2 separate regions of the Homo sapiens genome follow, and region 1 is linked to region 2. The links are chromatin contacts, found by Hi-C or POLR2A ChIA-PET in ENCODE. All regions are on one chromosome and are shown on one strand. The core of a region is the stretch at or near the end of the contact, and the rest is flanking DNA. Distances in the headings are between cores, read along the strand shown.

The links. A loop is a pair of places that touch in the nucleus more often than their neighbours do. ChIA-PET counts read pairs that join two places held with the same protein, here RNA polymerase II (POLR2A). Pooled maps may share reads with other maps.
Region 1: a map of heart left ventricle shows a loop between it and region 2 (1.8-fold over the local background). The contact joins the enhancer-like site here to the promoter of UBE2L5 in region 2. A Hi-C loop is called at or near these places in 2 of 168 maps with a recorded cell type or tissue (MCF 10A and heart left ventricle), 1 of 37 single-sample maps with no recorded cell type and 5 of 50 pooled maps. POLR2A ChIA-PET finds 5 or more read pairs at or near these places in 2 of 52 experiments (GM12878 and HEK293T).

Annotation. Positions count from the first base shown.
Region 1 is chr13:30,256,039-30,260,192 of GRCh38, forward strand. All of the region lies in intron 3 of KATNAL1 (katanin catalytic subunit A1 like 1), which reads right to left. Among named protein-coding and RNA genes, the nearest start is that of KATNAL1, 49 kb to the right of the region's middle. RefSeq lists an enhancer at 1,486-1,986. Within about 2 kb of position 1,460, at least 2 of the 41 ENCODE cell types and tissues checked have a DNase peak (open chromatin) inside an H3K27ac peak, as active enhancers do.
Region 2 is chr13:30,420,526-30,424,459 of GRCh38, forward strand. UBE2L5 (ubiquitin conjugating enzyme E2 L5) reads left to right here and starts at 1,968. Exons shown (of 4, transcript NM_001355247.2): 1 at 1,968-2,152. It overlaps LINC01058 (long intergenic non-protein coding RNA 1058), which reads right to left and starts at 1,719. Exons shown (of 2, transcript NR_125771.1): 1 at 1,692-1,719. RefSeq lists silencers at 1,021-1,200, 1,641-1,930.

The DNA of each region.
Region 1 (4,154 bases), core at 210-2,709, 160 kb before region 2:
ATTTGTACAGTTTACTAATTTCTGTTTTACAACCAAGATGATTTTCTCTGCTTCTATAATGGAAAATTAAACATTTCATTCATCAAATTACAAATGGCAGAGCTAACAATGAAATCTTCTTTAAGTAATTATGTTTTAAAATATTCATGTTTTGAGAATGTCTAAAAATCACAGAATCATTCAAATTATACAGTCCTCCAAATGTGATTAAAAATTTTGATAAATACATATAAGTATGCATGCAAAATAACATATTTTGTTTCATCTACTGTGGAACTTGTCTCCTGCAAACATTAAAGTTTTGAGGCTTCTCAGCACAGTTTTTGTCTCTTTTTGATTCTTGGGAAAGGGACTCTATCACTTCGTGTCTAATCTTAGTTCTCTCTTGAAATGTCTCTACCTCTGTTTTCCTACCTTTTCTCTTTCTATAGCTATGTATGTATCTGTAGCCCTCTAGATCCCATATGTGTATTCCATTTTTAACCACATGCCATATCTATTATTATCCCCTTTCCAGCCTCACACTTATAATTCACCTAACTCATCATGGAGTTCCGTTCCTCATATCAGAAAAGGTGACACATATGCATAATTCAAAGATAGGAAAATGGATAAAAAGCCATGAAGGTTGCAAACTAAGGGCCAAAACAGTAAGAAAAAGAAAAAAAAAGAAAAAAAAATGTGTTAACATGTTGTGAGTCTGATACAGCATATTTAGATGTTGGAATTAGACTACATCGTGAAATTTCTAGAAGGCCGGCAAAAACCGTATGTCTATCTATGAGGTAAACATACACTGACATCTTAATCCTTGGAGTTCAGTCCAGTTAAACAAGTATTTACTGAGGCACCCATTAGGTGGTATATGGCCTCTACCACACTGACCCTAGGAGGAGACAAAGACAAGCAATCTTGTGAAAGAAATCCTCAGGAAAGCAACTACAAAATAGTGCATAGTAATGGCTATGAGGCATTTTAAAATTTAAAGTATTATTACATTATCATCTTTAGGACATTAGTAGTCTTTTAAGCATTCTACCTATAAAATAAAAATGTGACGAGTCTGGTAAAGAATAAAAAATTGTAATTGTTAAATTGCTCTATTTCTAGTATTTCAATGTGACCACTGTTTTTTGACCTAATTTTTTTTTTTTGGATGAAGGGGTGGAAAGTAATAGAGTAAAACTTTACTTTTATTTGTATACACTTGTGTACATATAAATGTCTTTCCTGAGTCAGATTTATGGGTATGGCCAAAGACAATAAAATGAGACCAACAATCTTTTCCACACAGAATTTGCATCAAGTTTGCTCTTTTGTAAGCGGCTTCACCTGCTATTTAAATAGTCTGTTTTCTTTGTGGTCCTGCTTTTTAGACTCAAGAGCTAGCCAGAGCCTCTGCTCACCAACAGCAATCCCATCCCTCCCAGCTGGATGCCAGGCTGCTTGCCCATGGCTGGGCTTGCTGTGACCTCACTGCTCAGGGTGCACTGCAGCAGGTCTCAGACAACATTCCTTCTGCCTCCTCAGCTTGCGCTTTCCCCACCTCAGCTTGCGATTCAATGGCCGCCTAGGAGTCCTGCTGTAGTCCATTCTCCACACAAATCCCGCTCAGTAAAGCTGTATTGTGGAAGAATTGGTTCAAAGCTCTTACACAGGCTGCATTCTGAGTGTTTGCCATTACTGACCTTGTTCTGCCACTGAATATTCTGATGGGCTCCTAAATAGTCTGAGTGAAACTGCTCAAGAAGCCAGACGTGTCGTTTGTGGCAAGGCCCCTGTCTCATAGGAAGTGTGCCTCTGCTTTGTAAGTCTTCAGTTCCATCTCACTGCAATTGGATATTACATTTGTAACAGACTCTGTGGACTTCCCAAAGGACATCCTTGATTCTGTTCTGTACTTCTTTGTCCACTAGCACATCACTGCACAATGTCATGCTTCAATTTAAGGACTCAGTGACAGCTTCCAGGCTGTGTAAACAATAAAGGTCTCAAGGCTTCTTTTACTAGTCTCTCTGTAAAAATAGACTTTAGTAGGATTACATAGCATCCTTGACCTCTGCTCTAATGGTCAAACAGACTGACACAGTACTAGCTTACGGCACTTCAAATTTAGAGAATAACTGGTTAGATCTGCAGGTGAAAGACAAAAATATCTGTGCTGTGTTCAATTCTCCTATTTGAGATTTCCCTATAGGAATAAGAAATATGCCTTATTCTATCACATGCAAATAAGCCTCATCTCCTTCGAAATCCAATACTTCCTCTTTCAAAGCTATATTAAATATCAATATTATTTGTAAATGTTATTGGTACTGCTTTATATAGTCTAGATACGAGTCCTATGTCACATATATGCTTTGCAAATATCTTCTCCCAGTGTGTGATTTGCTCTTTTCTTTATTTTTGCATTTTATTTTCAACTTTTATTTTAGATTCAGGGGTACATGTACAGGTGCAAGTCTGTTATAAAGGTATTTTACCTCTCTTAATGGTATCTTTCTTGATAAAGAGGTCATGATTCTGTAAGTCCAATTTATCAATATTTTATATTTAATGCTTTAGTGGCCAGTTTAATAAATCTTTGCCTACCGCAAGATCATGATGATATCCCTCCCATGTTTTCTTCTAGAAGTTTTACTTTATTACTTTTAATATTTTAGGTATTGGTTATTTTATATTAATTTTTGTACGACGTGAGGTGGGGAAGAAGAGTATCTCGATTTTTTTTCACCCAAATGGATAATCAATTACCCCAGAAGCATTTACTGATAGGACCCACCTTTTTCTACTAAATTTCAGTGGTGTCTTCACAAACCAAGTAACTTTCCAGAATTTAATCATTAAGGATAACTTCTGGTTCTAAAAAGGACTTTAGAATTTTTTAATTATTTGCTATCAGATTATAAACAAGTATCGTAAGTAGGAATCTTTAAAATATTATTAATTCTTTCAACAAATAGCTAAATCTTAATGAATGAAAGGCACTATGCTATACAACGTAAAAGGCTGTATTAAGGGTCGGACACAGTGGCTCACACTTGTAATCCCAGCACTCTGGGAGGCCGAGACAGGCAGATCACTACAGGTCAGGAGTTCCAGACCAGCCATGCCAACATGGCGAAACCCTGTCTCTACTAAAAATACAAAAATCAGCTGTACATGGCGGTGGGCACCTGTAATCCCAGCTACTCAGGAGGCTGAGGCAGGAGAATCACTTGAATCTGAGAGGCAAAGGTTGCAGTGAGTTGAGATCGTGCCACTGCATTCCAGCCTGGGCCACACAGCAAGGCTCCATCTCAAAGAAAAAAAAAAAAGTGGGGGGAGGAGCCAAGATGGCCCAATAGGAACAGCTCCGGTCTACAGCTCCCAGTGTGAGCGACGCAAAAGACCAGTGATTTCTGCATTTCCATCTGAGGTACTGGGTTCATCTCACTAGGGAGTGCCAGACAGTGGGCGCAGGTCAGTGGGTGTGCGCACCGTGCACGAGCCGAAGCAGGGCAAGGCATTGCCTCACTCGGGAAGAGCGAGGGGTCAGGGAGTTCCCTTTCCTAGTCAAAGAAAGGGGTGACAGACGGCACCTGGAAAATCGGGTCACTCCCACCTGAATGCTGCGCTTTTCTGACGGTCTTAAAAAACGCGGCACCAGGAGATTATATCCCGCACCTGGCTCGGAGGGTCCTATGCCCACGGAGTCTTGCTGATTGCTAGCACAGCAGTCTGAGATCAAACTGCAAGGCAGCAGCAAGGCTGGGGGAGGGGCGCCCACCATTGCCCAGGCTTGCTTAGGTAAACAAAGCAGCCGGGAAGCTCGAACTGGGTGGAGCCCACCACAACTCAAGGAGGCCTGCCTGCCTCTGTAGGCTCCACCTCTGGGGGCAGGGCACAGACAAACAAAAAGACAGCAGTAACCTCTACAGACTTAAATATCCCTGTCTCACAGCTTTGAAGAGAGCAGTGGTTCTCCCAGCACGCAGCTGGAGATCTGAGAACAGGCAGACTGCCTCCTCAAGTGGGTCCCTGACCCCGACCCCCCAGCAGCCTAACTGGGAGGTACCCCCCAGCAGGGGCAGACTGACACCTCACACGGCTGGGTACTCCAACAGACCTGCAGCTGAGGGTCCTGTCTGTTAGAAGGAAAACTAACAAACAGA
Region 2 (3,934 bases), core at 718-3,217:
TTGGGGAATTGTTTTTAATCCCGTTGGATAGTCCAGTAACTCTGCACATGGATACCAGTCTTGGGCACAGGGAATTTCCCTAAAGAGCCACAAGGAGACTTGGGTTAACCAGAGACAACAGCTCCTCAAGTACCCACTGTGGAGGAAGTAGAGGAATTCAGAAACTCGGGCTAATGAACCGCCTCAGTAACGTCCTGAGGGGTAAAGCTCTGCTGTGTCCATGGTGAAATGTGAGTGTGAGAGAACTGTGGGAACATACATATCCACCTGCTGCAAGCCTACCTGCCCATCTTCGAAACGCGGTGCCCCTTCACTCTGCCCCAAAGCTGAACCCTTTTGTATTACGCCTCCCAAATACGAAGTTGTCCCATAGCATGAGTTTTGGAGTCCAAGGTTTGAGTCCTCGGTCGGCTGCAAAGAGCTGTGTGGTCATGGCCAAGTCACTTAGCCCATCCAGGTCTCAGTCTCCCGTGTGTAAAATGGGAGTAAGGAGGGCTCAATTGTTCTAAGGATTAAATGCAACCAAGTTGGCAAAGTTTTAGCACAGTGCCCACGTGTTAGCTGTTTATGGTGTGCCTGTTGTATGCCAGGCCTGCGCTGGAGACGCAGGCATTATGCTCCCTGCACATGGCCCATACCCACATCTCCTCTACACGCGCCCTCGCTGAGGCGCGGGTCCTACTGAAGATCCGGATAGTGATCATCCTTTCTGGCAGCATAAGTCCCGCCCCCTTTCCTTCCCTGGGCTTCTGTTGTCCAGGCTACCTTGGCGTTATCAAAGCTACTTGATCTTTACAGCCACTTCCCTCTGCACAGGCATCCAAATAGGAAATTCCGCTCTCAAGGAACCTTCTACCCATCCACCTGCCACCAGCACGAACCTGCTGTCTTGTTCTCTGGCCTCTCTCCCTCAGTCCCCTTTTGCGCCCTCATTTTCCTGTCTAAAATGAAACGGACCGCTGCCCTTTTTATCTGTACTAAGTTTCAGGAGCAGAATCTTCGTTAAACTGAGCAGAGCAAGAGCGCGCTGCCCACAGGGCTGGGGCGGGCGCACGGGCCCTTATGTAAGGCCGGGCCTTCCCGGGGAAGAGCGAAGGCTCCGGGAAGGGAAGCACGGGCGGCGGGGCCCGGCCTCGAGGACCGCCCCCAGGGCGGGGAGTGGTGTGAGCCGCGGCGCCGCCAGCAAACTTTCCTCCTCCGAATTCTTGACCGAGAGCCTTGGAACCACATTCTGCCCAAATCTGTACACGCCGGAGCCAGGGAGCCGCCCGCCGCCCGGGGAGCGGAGTGGGGAAAGAGGGGGTGGAGAAGGGACCGGGGAGGAGGTGGGGGAGGGCGGAGGAGGTGGTAAGGAGAGGAGCGGGGGGGAGGAGGAGGAAGGGGAGGAGGGAGAGGTGGGGCGGGGAGGAGGGAGAGGTGGGGCGGGGAGGAGGGAGAGGTGGGTCGGGAAGGAGGGGGAAGTGGGAGACCGGGGATGTGGGAGGGGAGAGAAGGAGGAGGTGGGAGAGGGGAAAGCGGGGAAAGGGGAAGGTGGGGCGGGCGGAGGTGGGGGTAGAAAGTGGGGAAGAGCGGGGATGGCAAGTTCCGCGGGTGGCGAGCGGCCCCAGGGAGCGGCGGGGGGGCGAAGCAAGTTCCTTAGTTTCTCCCAAGCCAGCCCGGGAGCTGTTGGACGAGTGGGAGCGCCTGGCTACCTGCAAGTCTTCGGGTTTCGCGAGCGCCGCAGAGCTTTTCTGCAGCCGCTAAATAAATAAATAACTACGGACGCCCGCCCCGCCCCGCCCCGCCCCGCCCCTCCCAGCCCAGCCCAGCCCAGCCCAGCCCAGCCCAGCCCCGCCCAGCGCAGCTCCCTGGCCGCGGCGGCGGTGGTGGCAGCGGTGGTGGCGGCTGCGGCGCAGGCAGGGCTGGGCGCTTGGGGAGCTCCGCGCGCGGGGCACTTCCCCGTGACCGGCGGCCGCGCAGCTCAGGGAACTCCGCTCCGTGAGGCTTCCGGGAGAGGGAAAGCTGTTCTCCTTTGATGCTCTTTGGTTTTACAGTGGAAAACTACAATTAAAAAAACATAGCCGTGAAAATAAATGAGATTAGAACCTGCTGGCTTCACTTCCTGGAGGCTTTTTGTTGTGTCTTGAAACTAGGATCTTTGCGGGTCATCCCTGTAAGTGCCTTTTTAATCCATTCACAAGGATGCTTGTGAGTCTCTGCTGCGTTTAACATCGGTCAGCGGGTGACATTGCATTAATTTGCTCTGGTGATGATTTCTGCTTTGCTAGGTTAGCATTGCCTCGCTTGGTGACACGTAATAAATGCACACACGTTGCAAAAATTAGGACACAGAGGGAGAGGCACCTTTTTAACTCTGTCAAAAAATAGATAAGAAAATCTCTTCTAAAGCGGTGCCAATATCGGGAAAATGGTTTATTATTTAGACTGTGGAGATATTAAAAACCACAACAAAACCTAATTAATTATTCCATAGCCATTCTACATAAAGTAACATGATAAAATCATTAAATAATAGCAATGACAAAACTCAGTTTGTTGTTCTAAACTTACTGCTTTAGAATGTTGTTTATCATGTCATGTATAGTAAATCACATATCTAGTTTTTGTGCATGTGTGTCAGAGACAGACAGACATGGATAACTTCTGCTCTGAAACACAGCAGGTTTAAGGCTTCTATACAGAGAAGTTCCATCTGGAAAATCTCCAAATACAATTACAATAAAGCAGATACAATATGGAGTGTTATTAAACTGGAGGTTCTTCCCCCGGAGAGTTTACTCTATTTTCCTTTAAAATAAACTAGGGCCGGGTGTGGTGGCTCAACGCCTGTAATCCCAGCACTTTGGGAGGCTGAGGCAGGAGGATCATTTGAGTCCAGGAGTTCAAGAGCAGCCTGGGCAACATAGTGAAACTCCATCTCTAAAAAAATACAGTATTAGCTGGGTGTGGTGGTGCACACCTGTAGTTCCAGCTATTAGGGAGGCTGAGACAGGAGGATGGCATGAGCCTGGGAAGTGAAGGTTGTAGTGAGCCAAGATAGCACCACTGCACTACAGCCAGACCTTGTCTCAAAAAAATAAAATAAACTGAAAGGCCGGGGAATCATATATTTAAAATTGGCCAGTGCTCATTAAAGATCACTCAAAAACCAGAATGAGGCATCCTTACGGTGGGAAGGTAGGGTAATAGAAAGATGCAATTCCAGTTCACAAAAATTTGGCCTTCAGGCCACATCTGATACACTTGCATAAAATTGAAAGACGATGCAATGCATGTTTTCCTAAATTAAACCAGAAATAGTGGTAGGGATATACCTTCATGCCAGCAGATGCACAGACAGGTTCTGATGGAAACCGTTTTCACTAAACCATGTCCCAGTTACTTTATGTAGCTTAACGCCCTGGGATTTGTATGTTCCCAACCAGAGGGTGCATGCTGGAGCTCCATGGGCCTGAACTTGTCTTCCAGACCTGTTTGGCCTGCGGGGTGTAGTTTAAACTTTTGAATTAGTTATGGATATTTTGAAATTGTTAAGTTTCACATGGAAAGCTGGACTTTGGGCTTCTCTGAAACATGAGAAGCCCGGGCCACCCTGGGTGGGACTGTTGGCTGGAGCCAACAGCAGTGTTAGGTGTGAGGGTGACAGTCTGTACCTCTCCAGCTGTCTTCCCCCACCTCTGCCTTCACTCTGTTAAGGGACTTGTCCACTCTGCACATGTGAATTTTCTAAAAATTAGTCCTGGTTCAGACAAACCACTGCACCCAGTGCTTGGTCAACGTATTAGGATTATTAAAGTCACAGATGACTTTGACACTCTAGGATCTAGAATTATGTAATGTTAAAACCTCAAATCTCAATTTCTGGAGATTCCTTTAGGCAGATTCAACCAACCAGAGGCTGACTGTACATTTCCTGAAGGCAGGCACAACATGA